Linked DNA regions of Homo sapiens: region 2 is linked to region 1. A link is an interaction called in ENCODE POLR2A ChIA-PET data of the cell type or tissue named here. Cell type or tissue: HepG2. All regions are shown on one strand.

What was found. Peaks named below come from ENCODE experiments on the same cell type or tissue, not always from the same donor. Only the 100,000 strongest peaks of a DNase experiment are listed, where the experiment ranks them.
Region 2: POLR2A ChIA-PET joins it to region 1 with 5 read pairs; 3 of 35 experiments call an interaction of 5 or more read pairs at or near these places.

What each region holds. Positions count from the first base shown.
Region 1 is chr1:151,617,111-151,622,110 of GRCh38, reverse strand. All of the region lies in intron 1 of SNX27 (sorting nexin 27), which reads right to left. Among named protein-coding and RNA genes, the nearest start is that of SNX27, 7.6 kb to the right of the region's middle. RefSeq lists enhancers at 2,488-2,988, 2,989-3,489. In HepG2, no CTCF peak of the experiment used is centred here; a DNase peak (open chromatin) is centred at 2,250.
Region 2 is chr1:151,742,428-151,747,427 of GRCh38, reverse strand. No RefSeq gene overlaps it. Among named protein-coding and RNA genes, the nearest start is that of MRPL9, 19 kb to the left of the region's middle. In HepG2, no CTCF peak of the experiment used is centred here; no DNase peak of the experiment used is centred here; H3K27me3 peaks cover 262 bases.

The DNA.
Region 1 (5,000 bases):
CAATTTCTGTAAGTCTGTAGTCCATTCCAACATATTGAAAGAGAAGAAAGGTACAGTCGGACCTTTTCCAAATGAGGAATATAAAAGATAACTGGGTAAGACAGGGAAATCTAAAATAATCTACTAGCACATAACTCACAAACGAAACTTCAGTGTCACATTTCCTTGATACAAAACCTCAGGTAGAGAGAACAAAACTCATTGCTGTTTCCAAGTAAAGACAGAGGCAGGAACAAACGTTCTAGATGATTAAACTGATCAGCAAAATAAGTAGAAAAAGTTTCCAAAATTCTCAGAGGCCATCATGCTTTCCAAGATCTCCAAATATTCATTTAATCAATCTCCCAATTTTTAAAACATAATAAATAAATATAAATAAAACTAGATCAACACATAGATATAAAAGTACTGTGGTATTTGCGGGTGGAAGAGACAACCTTCCTAGTTAATAATCTTATTGAAAGTTCTTTAAGAGTAATCAGCCTCTTGAAAGCAGCTGGGAGAGCATGCACCAGAGCAGCTGACTCTCTGCAGACTGCCTGTACTTTTCCAGAGGGAAGTAAGCTAATTCCTTGTGTATCAGGCCTGTAGAAAACATAGGCCTATCATTCTGGTCTTGCTCTGAGGTTTGACACAAGAATCTAAAAAGTTTCAGACAGCTTAAGCAAAAACAGACCATTTCTTAAAAGATGTTTTCGTATCAGTGGAAGTTCACTGAGGAAGTACACATAAGAGTACTCAAATACAACTCCTTATTCAGCAACTCAATACCTTGCAGAAAGGCACATTTCCTCAACTATTATGAGAACCTTATTTAGTTGGCAGGGAGCAATAAATAATAAACAAGAGACTACACACATACTACCTAGCATTTGACTAATACCATACCACAAAATTTAACCCTGGAGTACGAATATTATGAAAGAAAGCAACAATTCACTTTGTGATCACCACCAGGTCTTAAACTTATTTGAAGGAGCTTCACATGAATTTTCATTTTGAAGGTAGGTATTAAGTGTAAACTTTAGTACCACATTAAGTTTCCCCCCCGTCTTCAGTCCACTCAGCTCCCAACATGCTGTATGCCAAAATAAAAGATTTAAATTAAAAGAAGCATCTTCGGCCAGGTGCAGTGGCTTATGCCTGTAATCCCAGTACTTTGGGAGGCCGAGGTGGGTGGACTACGAGGTCATGAGTTCAAGACCAGCCTGGCCAGCATGGTGAAACCCGGTCTCTACTAAAAATACAAACAATTCAGCTGGGCATGGTGGTGCACACCTGTAATCCCAGCTACTCAGGAGGCTAAGGCAGGAGAATTGCTTGAACCTGGGAGGCTGAGGTTGCAGTGAGCCGAGATCGTGCCACTGCTCTCCAGCCTAGGCGACAGAGCAAGACTCTGTCACAAAAAAAAAAAAAGCATCTTCAAATCAGAGGAACAGACTTGGAGGAAAGTAGAGCTAGAACACAACAGGCTTGTAGCACACAAGGATGAAAGTTATCAATTGTAAACACAATAGTAAGTATAGTCATTTAAAACAGAAGAGAAAGAGAAAGGATAACTGAGAAGCTGGATTCGATTGTGAAATAAAATACAAACACAAGTTAAAGGCAACCAGCTCCTCACCAGCTGTTCCCAGTTCTGGGTGTCAGAGCTTAGTTGTTCTTAGTTCCCTTCTTTATATAGTACAAGACAGTCCAAGAGACTAGATGGCTCTGAAATTACTCTAATTCTAATAGTGATTTTCCTCTTTCGCCTTGGAAAAGTTATTCAACTTCTTCTGGTAAATAATTATATAAAACTGAATTCACAGGAAGTCCTGGGTATTAATGCACACACAGCTATATTCTGAGCTCATAAAGAGAAAAAAATCCAAACTTCTTGGGATTACATTCAAAGCCATCTTTTTAAAATCTTACTGCAACCTTCCTTTCCAGTTTCTATCATCACAAATGTCTACAGACAAACAGCAACTTTAAGCCCCTTGCTAGCCTAAGAGCTTTTCACATTTTCCCCTCTTTGGTCACAGTTTTCCTCAACCTATAAAATCCTTGCCCCTTCTCTGAAGTTTTATTTGTTCTTCAATCCAGTTTAAAAGCCTTGTATGAGCTGTCTCCCCACCAGTCTTCTTAGGCATATTCACTCCTGCCTCTATACTTCGATTGTGCTTTTCATTTATCTCTATTACCTCGTTTAGCTTTACACACAGCAAATTGTTTACCTTCCCTACTGCAGTGTAAGCTTCTCAAAGGCAGGGATGCAGAGACCCTGTGACTCATACAAGCCAAGCAGTTCTTTATATACAGTGTGTGCTTACTTGTGGAACCAAACTGAGTATGAAGTAATATTTAGCATGCCAATATCAGGAAAAGTGATGCCCTAAATTACTGTTTTTCAGACAGTGGATCACAACCTAATGAGTTGTGAAATTAATGTACCAGGCCACCACCAGCACTCAAAAAAACAGAACAAAGAAACTCAAAATATGAACAAACTAAAAAATACCAGAGTGGGCCCGGCACGGTGGCTCACACCTGTAATCCCAGCACTTTGGGAAGCCGAGGCAAGCGGATCACTTCAGCCCAGGAATCTCAGACCAGCCTGGGCAACATGGTGAAACCCTGTCTCTACAAAAAATACAAAAAATTAGCTGGGCATGGTGGCATACGCCTATGGTCCCAGCTTTCTGGAAGGCTAAGGTGAGAGGAAAAAAGAAACCAAAAAAACTGTATTTACTGGTATCATGCACTCTGGTGTTCAGTTTTGTTTTATTTTTGAGACAGGGTTTCTGTCTCCCAGGCTTGAGGTCAGTGATGTGATCATGGCTCACTGCAGCCTCAACATCCCAGGCTCCAGCAATCCTCCCACCTCAGCCTCCTGAGTAGCTGGGACTATAGGCATGCGCCACCACACGTGGCTAACTTTTGTATTTTTTGCAGAGATGAGGTTTCACCATGTTGCCCAGGCTGGTTTCGAATTCCTGAGCTCAAGTGATCCGCCCACCTCGGCTTCCCAAAGTGCTGGGATTACAGGCGTGAGCCACTGTGCCTGGCCAGTAAACATAATTTTTGTGAAGCTTATTTCAGGTGTTTTTTTTTTTTGCATATATATTAGGTTATAATGTAAAATGTATCTCTTACTATGAGCTGCAATTTTTTAAAAGATATTTTAAAACTGCCTAAAATTTTTTTCCAAATGTGGGCTGAACTGTACCAACCCATCCATGGGCTCTTACTGGATTGCCCAAGAAGCACAGAAAACATCTGTATAGCTGAGGTGGAAGAAAAGAATGAACCTAAATGGCTCTAACCTAAACCACCACAATATCCTTTTGTCAGCAATGCCATCATCTAATGAATGAACCTGCCAAAGATTATGCTCAAAAAGCATTTTGAGCAGTGATCATAAATTGTTAAGTGTCTGCTTGTCAATTAAGTCTCTTTGCTTATCTACAAGGTCATAAGAATTATTCCCAATGGGACTTACCTAGAAAAATAATTATCTTTGAGAGCATGGTAACAGGCCCTCATCTGAAAAAAACTGGTCAGTGGTGGATGGAAAAAGAACTGTTCTTCACAATAAGTTAAAAGACCCAGACAAATTGTTATGCTACTAATAAAATATATTTTCCTGGTTACAGCAATCTGTGGAAGTGATTTCTGAGGGGAAGGTAATGCTATTTTCAAATTTAGTTTTATTTGTTTGCAACCTCAACTACCTGTGAAATTAAAAGGAATTTAAAAATGATTGTTCTGCTGTCTTCACTGATAACCAACAGGGTAAAGATAGCAATAATAAAGGCAAAGAATGCCTGCTTTAGTCCCCTGTCTCTCATCCAATTTAACAATGGGTAATAGTGAGTAAATAAAGATATAAAATAGTTACATTTCACAATAGTAGAACCAAAGTTCAACCACTATCGACGTTTATATGAATGTAACTGAATTTTAAGCAGCCAGGTGCTCAAGCCTGCAATGCCAGCGGTTTAGGAGGCCAAAGTGGGCAGATCACTTGAGGCCAGGGGTTCAAGACCACACTGGGCAACATGGCAACCCCATCTCTACAAAAAAAAAAAAAAAGTACAAAAAAATTAGCCAGGTGTGGTAGTGCATGCCTGTAGTGCCAGCTACTCGGAAGGCTGAGGTGGGAGGATCACTTGAGCCCAGAATTCAAGTACAGCCTGGGCAACATAGTGAGACTCCTATCTCTTTAAAAAAAAAAAAAAAAAAAAAAACAGCTCTAAAAAGAGAAAATATTCAAGATCTAGAATCCAAAGATCTGGATTTAATTCTGGTTGCCATTCATTGGTACAACACTCAGTTTCCATTTCCTGTCTTATAAAATAGGGATAATACTCATATATTCATTTGGCAAGTATTTACTGAAGAATACTTTCCATGGGCCACCAGACATTTGGCTAGGGATACAACAAATACATAGTATTTGATGTAGTCCCTGCCCTTGATGAGCTTATAATCTTCCTATCTCACAGGACTGTGTGAAGATCAGATGTAAAAACACTACAGACTGACTGGGCGCAGTGGCTCATGCCTGTAATCCCAGCACTTTGGGAGGCCGAGGCGGGCTGATCACCTGAGGTGGGGAGTTTGAGACCAGCCTGGCCTGACCAACATGGAGAAACCCCGTCTCTACTAAAAATACAAAAATTAGATGGGCGTGGTGGCACATGCCTGTAATCCCAGCTGCTTGGGAAGCTGAGGCAGGGGAATTGCTTGAACCCGGGAGGCGGAGGTTGCAGTGAGCCGAGATCGCACCACTGCACTCCAGCCTGGGCAACAAGAGTGAAACGCTGTCTCTAAATAAATAAATAAATAAATAAATAAATAAAACTACAAACTATAACACACTATACACGCTGCAAAGCAGTAAAATGATTATTATAACTATTAATATTAACTTGTGCTACCTCTTAACCATCCATCTTTATTTCAAGAGCTTAGCAAGATCCAATAAATAAAGTATAGACGATCAGATAGAACAG
Region 2 (5,000 bases), 130 kb before region 1:
GAATTAAAAAGCATGACCCAAACTATGTACTATCTACAGGAAACTTACTTTAAATATAATGATATGGGCAGGCTGAAAGTAAAAGGATGGGGAAAGTTATATCATGCAGACATTAACCAAATTAGCTGGGCTTGGTGGCAGGCACCTGTAACCCAAGCTACTCAGGAGGCTGAGGCAGGAGAATCACTTAAACCTTGGAAGCGGAGATTGCAGTGACCCGAGATTGTGCCACTGGACTTCACTCTGGGTGACAGAGCGAGACCCTGTCAAAAAAAAAAAAAAAAGCCACAAGTGGTGGCTCACACCTGTAATCCCAGCACTTTGGGAGGCCAATGCAGGCAGATCACTTGAGGTTAGGAGTTCGAGACCAGCCTGGCCAACGTGGTGAAACCTCATCTGCACTAAAAAATACAAAAATTAGCTAGACATGGTGGTGGGCGACTGTAATCCCAGCTACTCAGGAGATCAAAGCACAAGAATCACTTGAACCCGGGAGGTGGAGGTTGCAGTGAGCCGAGATGGTACCACTGCACTCCAGCCTGGGTGATGGAGTGAGACTCTGTCTCAAAAAAAGACAAACATTAACCAAAGGAAAGCAAAAGCGGCTATACTAATAACAGGTAAAGTAAACTTCAAAGCAAAGAAAATTATCAGAGACAAAAAGGATCATCATATAATGATAAAAAGGGTCAATCCATCAGTAAGACATAACGATCCTGAATGCATATGCACCAAACAAAGGAGCTGAAAAATGTGTGAGGCAAAAACGAATGGAACTCAAAACAGACACAGACAAATCCACAATTATATTTGGAGACATCAACACCCCTCTATCAAAAATGGATAGAACAACTAGACAGAAAATCAGCAGGTATATGGAAGAACTCAACAATATCATCAAACCAACAAGACCTAATTGACATTATATAGAACACTACACCCAACAACAGCAGAGTACACATTATTTAATGCTCTCACAGATCATATACCAAGGTGGACCATATCCTAGACCATGTAACAAATCTCAACAAATTAAAAAGGATTACACTATACAATATGTTCTCTGACAACTATGGAATCAAATTAATAATAGAAAGATAGGAGGGGCCAGGAGCAGTGGCTCACGCCTGTAATCCCAGGACTTCAGGAGGCCAAGGCGGGCAGATCACCTGAGGCCAGAAGTTCAAGCCAGCCTGGCCAACATGGTGAAACCCCATCTCTAATAAAATACAAAAATTAGCCAGGTGTGGTGGTGGGCACCTGTAATCCCAGCTACTCGGGAGGCTGAAGCAGGAATTGCTTGAACCCAGGAGGCGGAGGTTGCAGTGAGGCAAGATCACACCATTGCACTCCAGCCTAGGTGACAAGAGTGAGTAAAACTCCGTCTCAAAAATAAAGAAGATAGGAGGAAAATTTTCAAATACTTATAAGTCAAACAACACACTTTGTAAAAACCCATGGGTCAAAGAGGGAGTTTCAAGGAAATTTTTAAAAAATACCTTGAATGCCCTGAGTGCAAAGGCACAAGCCTGAAGTCTCAGCTTCTCAGGTGGCTGAGGCAAGAGGATTGCATAAACCCAGGAATTCTACTGGATGATTTAAGAAAAAAAAAAAAAAAGAGTTTTGAAATACATTGAACTGAATAAAAATGAAAACACAACCTATCAAAATTTCTGTCACACAGCTAAAGCAGTGCTGAGGGAAAAATATGGCATTAAATGTATACATTAGGAAAATAAAAAACTCCAACATCAATAATCTAAATTCTCACCTCAAGAACTTAGAAAAAGAAGAGCAAACTAAACCCAAACCAAGCATGAGCAAGGAATAATGAAGATACCAAAAAGAACAGGAAATCAATGAGATTTATTTTTTAAAAATCAATGAACAAAATCAATAAAACAAGTAACTGTTTCTTTGGAAAAAAATTATTAAAATTGGCAGGCCACTAGCAAAACTGATGAAAAACAAAAAGATACAAATTACCAATATCAGGAATGAAACAACATATCACTACAAACATCAAAAGGATAAGGGAATACCATGGATCTATACACGTAAATTGACAGCTTAGACAAAATGGACCAAATCAAAAAACACAAATACCACAATGAACACAATATAAAATATATAATTTAAATAGCTCTGTAACTATTAAGGAAATTAAATTCATAATGTAAAACTTCTCCCACTCCCTAGGAAAGGAAATCTCCAGGCCCAGATAGTTTCACTAGAGAATTCTACCAAATGTCTAAAGAAGAATTAACACCAATTCTACGTAATAGAAATAGAGGAGGAAAGAACACTTCCTACTTCATTTTATGAAGCCAGTATTACCCTGAGGGGGAAAAAGACAAAACAGTATAAAATAAGTACAAACCAATATCTCTCATGAGTATAGATGCAAAAAGCATTAACAAAGTATCAGTAAATAGATCTCAGTAATGTATAAAAAGCATTACACACCATACCCATCTCATTCCAAAGATGCAAGGCTGGTTCAATATTAAAAAATCAATCAATGTAATCCATCCTATTAAAACTCTAAAGAAGAAAATCACAAAATAAAATCAAGTAATGCAGAAGACTCATTTGACAAAATAACACTCATTTGTGATTTAAAGAAAAAAACAACTCTCAGAAAAATAAGAATACAGAGAAACTTCCTTAACTTGACAGAGTACCTGTAAAAAGCTTACAGTTAACATTACACTTAATGGTGAAAGTCTGAATGTTTTTATATTCAACATAGTGCTGAGGTAGTACAAAGGTACTACCTCAATTCAATGAAAAGGTACTACCTCAATTCAATTTAAAAAAATCAATTCGCTGGAGGAAAGCTAGCCTTTTCAACAAATGATGTTGGAGCAACTGGACAGCCATAGGCAAAAAATGAAACTCGATCTAAGTCTAATACCTTCTATAAAAATTAGCTCAAAATGGCAAAAGACTTAAATGTAACTTGTAAAACTATAAAACTTATTTTTAAAACAGAAGAACACTTTCAAATTCTAGGATTAGACAAAGAGTTCTTAGACATGATACCAAAAGCACAATCCATGAAAAAAAAATTGAGATTTTGGACCTCTCAAAATTAAAAACTTTTGCCCTTGGAAAGCCCATGTGAAGAGGGTGAAAAGACAAGGTACTGGGAGAAAATATTTGCAAATTACATATCTAACAAAGGACCAGTATCTTCAGTATATTAAAAAAAAAAAAAAACCTCAAACTCAACAGTAAAAACAAAACAAAACAAAAAAACTGCCTGTAATTCCAGTAAAAAAAAAAAAAAAAACCCTCAAACTCAACAGTAAAAACAAAACAAAACAAAAAAACTGCCTGTAATTCCAGCACTTTGGGAGGCCAAGGTAGGAGGATCACTTGAAGCCAGGAGTTGGAGAACAGCCTGGATAACATAAGGAGACCCCATCTCTACCAAACATTTAAAAATTAGCCAGGTGTGGCCGTGCACACCTGTAGACCCAGCTACATAGGAGACTGAGACAAGAGGATCACTTGAGCCCAGGAGTTCCACGTTATAGTGAGCTATGATCGTGCCACTGTACTCCAGCCTGTGCAACAGAGTGAACCCCTATCAAAAAAACAAAACAAACAAACAAAAAACCCCACAAACAATCCACTTAGAAAATGGGCAAAAAACATGAATATACATTTCACCCAAAAGAATATTCAAGCATATGAAAAGATGTTCAACATGATTAGCTATCAGAGAAATGTAAATTAAAACTACAATGTGTTACTACACACCTATCAGAATGGCTGAAATAAAAAATAGCAACAGCACCAAATCCTGCTAAAAATGCAGATAAACTGGTCATACATTGCTGGTAGGAATGCAGAATGAGGTAGGAACTTTGAAAAAGAGTTTGGCAGTTCCTTACAAAGTTAAAACATGCACTTACCATTTAACACAGCAATCCTATTCCCAGATATTTACCAAAGAGAAATGAAAAGTTACTAATGATATGTGAAAGTTCATTGGAGTTTTATTCATGATAGTCCCCAAATGAAAACAATCCAAACATCCATCAACTGCTGCAAAAACAGTGGAATACTACCCAACAAGAGAGAGGAACAAATGATATGTACAACAGTGATAAACCTAAAAGTATAATGAAAGAAGTTGAACACAAAAGACTACATGCTATATGATTCCATTTATGTGAAATTCTTTAAAAAGCAAGACTATAGTGGCAATTTATCAGTGGTTGCTAGGGGCCAGAGCTGAGGATGGGAATTGACTGCAGAGGGTAATGAGCAGCGGTGTCCTGGGAAATGTTTAACAACTGGCTCTTGGTGGAGAGGGAGCCTGGTTTGTAGCATTTGCTGATTTCCATGGTGTAAATACCCCTCCATTGCCAATTTCAAATTACCGATGTGACATGACCGAACATTTAGTAGAGAAGAAAGGCTAGTTAACAGCTGAATCTCCCAAGGTGGCATAAGTGGGATCCAGCGCACCACTGTCCACAAGGAAATTTGGGGGCATGATGGAAATGTTGCATATCTTGTGTTAATGGCTGAACAACTGTACATATCTGTAAAACTCATTAAAGTATATATTTAAAATGGGTGAATTTTAATGTAGGTAAATTGTACCTCAGTAAAGATGAATTTTTTTTTAAGCTGAGCGGGTGCAGAAACAGTAAGGAATTGTAACTTTTTATCAGGGTGGCTGCCCTCCACCTCCTAATCATCCATCCTTAATTTCTTTTTGTTGTTGTTGTTGTTGTTTGTTTTTTAATGCATTGAACAACGTATTTGTTGAGTGCCATCTATCTTGTCCCCAGGAACCCATGCTCTATTAATGATCGCCAAATTTCTCTGCTGGTCAGACCCTGGCTACCTCTCCAACCTTTCTGCTCAGCACAATAATTCTGCTACTTTGACTCTGGCATCCTATTGTCCCTCTGCTACTAGTAAGCCCAGCTCTGTGACCGTATACCCTATGTCAGCCCTGGCCTACAGAGAACAGCCAA